3 separate regions of the Homo sapiens genome follow, and regions 1 and 2 are each linked to region 3. The links are chromatin loops, found by intact Hi-C in ENCODE. Cell type or tissue: CD14-positive monocyte. All regions are shown on one strand. Region 1 overlaps LOC107987011 (a long non-coding RNA gene). Region 2 has its middle 140 kb from the start of NAMA. Region 3 overlaps LOC101928438 (a long non-coding RNA gene).

What was found. A loop is a pair of places that touch in the nucleus more often than their neighbours do. Peaks named below come from ENCODE experiments on the same cell type or tissue, not always from the same donor. Only the 100,000 strongest peaks of a DNase experiment are listed, where the experiment ranks them.
Region 1: a loop joins it to region 3, with 5 times the contacts of the local background. A loop is called at or near these places in 3 of 110 quality-filtered maps.
Region 2: it touches region 3 in a loop (4-fold over the local background); 6 of 110 quality-filtered maps call a loop at or near these places.

Annotation. Positions count from the first base shown.
Region 1 is chr9:99,432,366-99,434,865 of GRCh38, forward strand. The region is part of intron 2 of LOC107987011 (a long non-coding RNA gene); the gene reads right to left. Among named protein-coding and RNA genes, the nearest start is that of NAMA, 58 kb to the left of the region's middle. RefSeq lists enhancers at 782-1,981, 1,290-1,409, 1,420-1,499. In CD14-positive monocyte, no CTCF peak of the experiment used is centred here; a DNase peak (open chromatin) is centred at 1,396; H3K27ac peaks cover 1,636 bases.
Region 2 is chr9:99,514,026-99,516,525 of GRCh38, forward strand. No RefSeq gene overlaps it. Among named protein-coding and RNA genes, the nearest start is that of NAMA, 140 kb to the left of the region's middle. RefSeq lists an enhancer at 2,250-2,309. In CD14-positive monocyte, no CTCF peak of the experiment used is centred here; DNase peaks (open chromatin) are centred at 1,256 and 2,416; H3K27ac peaks cover 160 bases.
Region 3 is chr9:99,589,944-99,592,443 of GRCh38, forward strand. All of the region lies in intron 4 of LOC101928438 (a long non-coding RNA gene), which reads right to left. Among named protein-coding and RNA genes, the nearest start is that of NAMA, 220 kb to the left of the region's middle. In CD14-positive monocyte, no CTCF peak of the experiment used is centred here; DNase peaks (open chromatin) are centred at 628 and 1,128; H3K4me3 peaks cover 777 bases; H3K27ac peaks cover 1,597 bases.

The sequences.
Region 1 (2,500 bases), 160 kb before region 3:
GACTGCTCATGGCATGGCTAATGATCAGAAACAAATGTCAAACTGAAGAGCTTGAACTTTATTCTACACAAAATGGGGAGCCACTGATGATTGATGAGAATAGCTAAGAGTCTTTTCCAAAGCCTTTTTTAAGGATTCATTGATGTCAGTCTACTGTTTAATTCTCTGGGCTGAGGCCATTCTATGTTGACTAAAATACCACTATGAATAGCCAACAGAAACTCAATAAAACAAAATTTGGTAGCATAAATCCTGCAAACACCCTATGGTGACACATAAACATTACTGAAAGAGAAGCAGGGGATAACATACTAAGTGTCTCATTAGAATGAGAAGAAAAAAAGATTTATTTTTGAATTTTTCCTTTTACAAAATTTAGAATCACAAATCCTTTGACTTTGAATTAAAAAAGAACTTCGAAACGATCTAGAGCAATGTCAGCTGATGACACCAGATCTGTGTTTCTAGCTTCAAGCACTCCTCTGGGCATGAGACTGGTTTATTCAGCTCATGGACACGTCAGTTGGTTGAACATGGATGCTTCCATTTCAATAGGTCAGAAATTCGATTCATCATTTCCCACCCCCCTTCTGCTTTGGGTGTTTTATTTAATTAAATCATCAGGTGCCCAGTCACCCAACCCAGGAGCCAGCAGGCCATCCTCTGTAGAATGCGGGAAGTGCGTTCCTACAGTGGACATCACCTACTGATCCTGCATCTAAAACACCTCTATGCTTCTCTCCCTCTCTCATGCTCTTGAATCCACTGCTCCTCCCACATACTGGCTTCGTTATCTCTCCCCTGCCTCTTCTGCCTTCAGTGCTTTAGGAATATATTGCCTAGCATGAAATATTCTTCTCTCTTGCCTGAATGGAAAATTCTTTGTTCTTTCAAGACCCGGTTCAAATATCACTTCCTCTCTGTGTTATTAACCTACGCTTGATCTGCACTCCCCACAAATTATTGTCAATGTCTAACATCATGGCTGTGTACATATCCTCTCTTCCACAAAACAATGTACTCTTTTTATTTTATAGTTTGGGAAACTCTGGCCCCCAAACACTAAGACTAAGTGACGTACTGAAGTTCAAGTTCACTCAGTTTGTCAACAGCAGATCCAGGACTACAAGATAACCTAGGAACAGAGCTCATCCCCATGGCCCCCCTATGATAAAATGTCCCCTGCTTTTTTAGCCATAGCAAGTATCTGCTGGGCTGAGGCCTTGGTTGTCTTTGAGAGTGAGGCTGTACCCCTCAAGGATGTGTCCTGTGTTGAGGGTAGCAGGGCCTGCCTGCAAATATCCGGGTCAGCAGGCCAGGAGAGTTCACACTGAGGGGCTGGGCAGGGGTGTTCAGGCTTTGCTCACAGGATGACTCACGGAGAGGAAGTGCCACTCAGATTTGTGAGTCACCCTCTTGGGCTCCACAGAGGCCCTGTCACGCAGGAGCCTGTCAGCTTTCATCTCCATCTCTCCAACCCCTAGGGCCAAAAGTCAAACTTGGTTTCTGCTTACTTGTTTGATTTTTAGTGGCTCCTCCAGCTCCAGAACCTTTAGCAAGCAGCTTCCTTTGAAAGTTTAAGATGGAAATCTCTAAGCTGGCCCTGTGCTTCCCCTGACAAGTGTGTAATCGATGGGAAATCTCTCACTGGAGGCTATCCTATCTGGAGTCTTGATAAAAGGCACTTTCAGAGAGGTGAAAGGCTCTTAGAGACCTTTTACAAAGAACTAAGCTGGCCTAAAATTGTCACCTTTATCCTCCCAGGTGACCATTCACTATCACCAACTCTCTGGCAGAGAAAAATGTGAGGATACAAACACAAAGAAAATCACTCCCTTAATACACACGGGGTAGAATCCTCTTTGGGTCAGACAGAAAAGCAGTGACTTGGGAGAAAATTGTGAAGGGTGGTTGGATGCTAGGAGCTGACTGGGCTGCATCTTTGAGCTTTAGTTCTACCCTTCCAAGTCTCCTGTCCTCCTTGAAGTTCTCTGCTTTTGATTTCTGTGGCCACCAGCACATATGGCCCTGTTTCTCTTGAACATACTTGAAATGGGCCAATACTTTCTAAAAGGCTTTACTAACACACTGAAGAAATGAACATAGAGAAATACCAATGGCATTGAGAACAATCCAGTTTACTCACAACTATATCTTGGGCCTAAGAATCCCAGAGCAAGCATAGGAGACCTTCATCAAGCTTTCCCAAAGCCCCTATTCAATTCCACCCTCTGCCTTGCTTCTTCTCCAACATTCCTGCCCTTCCCTCAGCCATAAGGCTTCTGGGTACCATTTTGTTTTCTGGCACCTGGAAGATAGTATGAAGGATCCTCTTGTTCAAACCAAATCAGAGGAGGGAAGACCAGTGAACAGATAATTGAACGCTGAATTAAAGCAGTGCAGGTGGAGCGAGGCAGCAGTATAAAGACAAAATAAACATTTAGGAGTTGGAATAGATGGAATCTGGGGACCTGTTAGACCTGGAGTGGAAAGATTGAAT
Region 2 (2,500 bases), 76 kb before region 3:
GGACAATGTCCTGGCCCCAAAGTCATACCAGGTCCTTGCTCTGAAGTTGGCAGAGGAGATGGGCAAGTGTTTGTTCCATACATCTAAAGAGATTGTTTCCAAGCAGGTACCACTGAGCCCTGATAAAGGCACTTAGCACCTCTCTTGGGAGAGGCTGGGTACTATCCCTTTTGCAGCTTCCAAATCCCAGTGCACTCTGAAGTAAAAAGTTTCTTTACCCAGGATGCGAGAAGCTAAAATCCCTACTAATCAAGACATTCAGACTTCATACAAATATCAGTTCTTGTGATCCCCAAAACTCTTTCACTACGCATTTCACAGGCATCACCAATAACCAAAGTTATTCTTCTCTCCAGAGCATGCTGAGAGAGAAAGCTCTTTTACTGAAGATAGTTTCTTTGACATTCACACTCCAACAAGGATAGTCTCTTCTGGGCCTAATTTGACTTCTTTATGTGCCAAGAGGAAACTTTCTCTCTGAAGGGCAGGCACACAGATATCTGAAGAGGTCTTTAGGAGGCACTTTATAATTTCCTTGAATTTGCTAGAATGTTTGGAGAATAATGTGTATTGATTAGCTGTCTCTTTCGAAATGCTTAAAGTTCTCCTACCCTTTGATTTTTTAAGAGGAATTAACAGTGAATAAGCAAAAAAAAAAAAAAAAAAAAGAAGAAGAAGAAGAATATACCAACTCACTCACTCATGTTTTCTAACTAAAAGGAGTGTGGCCTAAAGACCATTATATGTAACAGGGTCCATGCTAGGACACTGAAAGCTAAGCAGCTCTTTCTGATAAATTTGAAATTGGGGCCGGGCGCGGTGGCTCACGCCTGTAATCCCAGCACTTTGGGAGGCCGAGGCGGGTGGATCACCTGAGGTCTGGAGTTCGAGATCTGTCTCACCAACATGGTGAAACTTCGTTTCTACTGAAAATACAAAATTAGCCAGGTGTGGTGATGCATGCCTGTAATCCCAACTACAACTACTCGGGAGGCCGAGGCAGGAGAATTGCTTGAATCCGGGAGGCAGAGGTCGCAGTGAGCCGAAGTCATGCCATTGCACTCCTTCCTGGGCAACAAGAGTGAGACTCCATCTCAAAATAAATAAATAAAAATAAAATAAAATAAAATAAATTTGAAATTGGGGACATGGAAATAAGAGAGGTGGCAGTGACTCCTTGAGACTGTGTCATAAGCTGACTCTGACACTAAGAAAGACAGTATGACTAGACAGTGACCCCAGGAGTCTAGGGCTGAGATCAGGAACACATGACGCTGAGCTGCCCAGCAGGAAGGGAAGTAGAGCTCTAATGATACCACAGCTGTGCCATTTAACACACACTACTAGCTGTGACACTCCTAGGCCAATTCTAGTAGATAATTCTGCTTCCAACAAATAACCTGAAACAAAAATAATAATAAAAAAATTAAACCTATGCTCAATGATGTGATAGCAACATTAGCACATCCAAATTTTTTTTTAACTACAGGGTCCTATATTCTGGGCCTCTCAACCTTTTTCCTTGCAGCCCCAGGCCTTACCTGGTCATCCCAGGACACTGACATTTTGGATACTGAGGACCCATCGATATGCCATGGCTGGGAAGCTTTGCTGGTGGAAAGAACACTGGATTTAGAAACAGAAGACCTGAGCTCCATTTCTGATTGCTGTTACTAGCTGTGTAACTTTGCACAAATCACTTAAATTTTTGGGTCCTGTTGTTGCATCTATGAAATGCAAATTCTAAAAAATTCAAAGGACTAATCTTATGAAGAAGGCAGTATCATCCGCCATGCTACAGGTGAGAAAACTGTGGCCATGGAATTAATAAGGAAAAAAACACCAAGACAATGTAAGAGTCCACAGATTACGCTGCTAGTGTCTCTACACCATGATTTCTTGAGATAGTCTCAAGTGAGGAGGAAAAGGAGTACTCCAGAGCTTCTCAGAGCTGTGAGAAGCCCAGGCAGGGGTGTGAGTAGAGAGGGAAGAGAATGGCAATGGAGTACTGCTTAGCTATTTAACTCACTCACTCTAAATAGCTTAGCTACTTAGCCCACTCACTCTCACATCCTTCGGATTCACCCTAATAGCATCTAATGGGACAGAAGGCAGGTTCCTAAATCCCTGAGGGCTTCTGCAAGTGGGCATGCTTCATGAGCAGAACAAAAGGCTTGGTGTCCATTCAAGGGCGCCTTTGCTTCTCCATTAAATTCCTTTGACATTCGATGCACTGTGCGTTAATTAATTAATTAACGCACAGTGCATCAAAAGTTTCACATTAAACTTCCTCCGTTCAGCTCAGTTTTGAGGCCAAGGAGGCAAAAAATAACAGCTCCTGAAACCATTTTCTTTTTTTCAAGGTGCTTTTTGAGGAAGTTCACTTCACAACAAAGGAAGTAAAACAGAACCTTTGTCATGATCTTCTTTCCAGCTTTCCTGTAACCTTTGGGTCCAACCTCAGTGCCAGCCCTGCCCCCACCCCCACTCCTCTGACAGG
Region 3 (2,500 bases):
AACGTTGGTCAGAGACTGTGCAGATTTAGTCATTGCAGTGGAGGCTGAGGAAGAACAAATTGCACAGGGCCTGGGGATGGGGGTGGGGTAGGGAGGTCTCATGTGGAGAAACCTCTGCTACCTGAAGGAAATGATTTCTAAAACTTAATCTCATTCTCCAGTGCTAAAGTGCGGTACATGAAGTAGGAGCTGACCAATGATCATTCTGTAGACATCTTGTGAATAAATTAGACGTAGATGCGACCTAAGATAGTACTATAATGCCACATCTATTTTTTCTAATCATGGGTTTTTTATTTGAAGTTGAGTGTTACCAGATCTCTTTTGTGGGGAGAGAGTAAGAGACTAAATTATAAGGTTGGCACTTGTATCAGTCAGGAAAATATAGGTTATGCTGTAGTAACAAATAACCCACAAAGCTCTGTGGCTTAAAACAGTAAAGATTTATTTCTTTTTTATGTAACATCCCTATCACAAGAAATTAGGGGAGGCTCCACTCATTGTAGCCACTCTGGGACTTGGGATGACAATGCAGCCACAATCTCACATATGGTTAGCTACACAACAGAAGGAAAGAGAATCAATAGCTTGCCCTGGCTCATTAAGGATCTGCCTGAGAGTGATACATTGTCACTTCCACTCAGTACAGTTCATTAGTCAAAATGAGTAATTGAGCCACACCTAACAGCAAGTGGGCAGGAAATACAAAATTCATGAATACTGAGATTTTCAATAAATTGGTCTGTCCAATAAATATTTCCTTGAGTGTCTGCTAGTGCCCAGCCCTGTTCTATGCACTAGAGATTAAAAATTGTGTTAAATGCCATGAAGAGAAAGAAAGCAGGATAAGGGGAATTGAGTGACAGGGCTGGGGAGGGAGAGGAGAAAACAAGGCCAGGGAAGAATTCTCTAAAGCAGAGACCCAGAAGAAAACAGAAGGAAGAGGCTGGGTAAGGGAGATTCTGCCTTTAAGGCAGAAACAAGACATCATGAACCCAAATCTCAGGAAAATCCAGAATGATTCTCAAAATAGAGACAGAGAGGTGAAACATCAACCAGTATGTACTGGTGGGGCTGAAACAGCCCAGCTCCTTTTCTTCCAGCCTTGTAAGACACGTCCCACTTCCTTCTTTTTCTGACTAAAACAACACATGTGACAGAACACTTCCTTTTTCCCCATGGTTAAGCAGCATGCAAAGGAGCTTTACTTCAGGAGAGAATGGCAATGGGCAATTGTTTGGTAAACAAATGATCCCCCATTTATTGAGCAAAATCTGTATTTCAGGTGTCTTAGTTGTTTTACATACTTTATTTCATTGAGTAGGGTTGTTGTAAAAAGGATAAATTATATAGGATTATTATTACCATTTTATAGATGAAAATATATGAAGAGAGGTAACTAACTTTCTGGGGTGGGGGTGAAACAGATATTTCATGGAAAAGGTAGACTCTGGCTCCCAAGCCTGTGCTCTCAATTACTATGAAACATAGCAAACTGTAGCCTTTTTGAAAGAAAAATTTGAGAAAATCCACATGTTCACCTGAATTGTTTCATAATTTAAAGATAGAATTGCCGCTATCACAGGAAGAAGGAACATTATCTAGACCTCTTTGCTAGATTATTCCTTTTCTGGAATAATAATAATTATTACTATAATTAATAATTATTATTTAGTATTATTCCTCTCCTGGAATAATAATCAGATTGAATTTATTTGCTTCCCATATTAATTATTTTTATTAATATATTTTCCTAGTATTAATTATTACTTAATAAATGTAAATTTTTGAGAGTGAGAATGTTTCAAAATGTGGGATCAATGGTAAAAATCAGATTGAATTTATTTGCTTCCCACCGCTAGAAAGTAAGCTCCACGAGTGTCCACTTTTTTCTCACTTTTATTCTCATGCCTTCCACCATAGAAAAGCACTTTACATACAATTAGTAATTATAAATGAATGGTTAGAATGAATGAATGAATGAATGAGTGAATGAGTGAATGAATGAATAGGATAATTCAGGAAAAGTTCTCTTACTTGAGCAGGAGATCTTAATCTGGGGTACATTAATGGACTTGGGGGTCTCTTTCAATGCCTTGAAATTACATGCAGTTTTGTGGGGAGAAGAGTGTGTTTGTGCATGTCATCAGATTTTCAAAGAAGGCAATAATCCACAAGAGTTAAAACCACTCTGTGTGGCATATTCATACAATGGAATATTATTCAGCTCTAAAAAGAAATAAAGTTCTATACATGCTACAACATGGATGAAGGTTGGAAACATTATGCTAAGGGAAAGAAGTCAGACACAAAAGACCCACATTCTGTATGATTCCACTAATATGAAATGCTCAGAAAAGGAAAATCCATAGACACACAAAGTCAACTGGCGGTTTGCCAGAGGCTAGAGGGGGAGTAGAGGGTAGAATGAGGAGCAATTGCTTAATAGGTATAGGATTTTATTTGGGGTGACGAAAATATTCTGGAACTAGATAGTGGT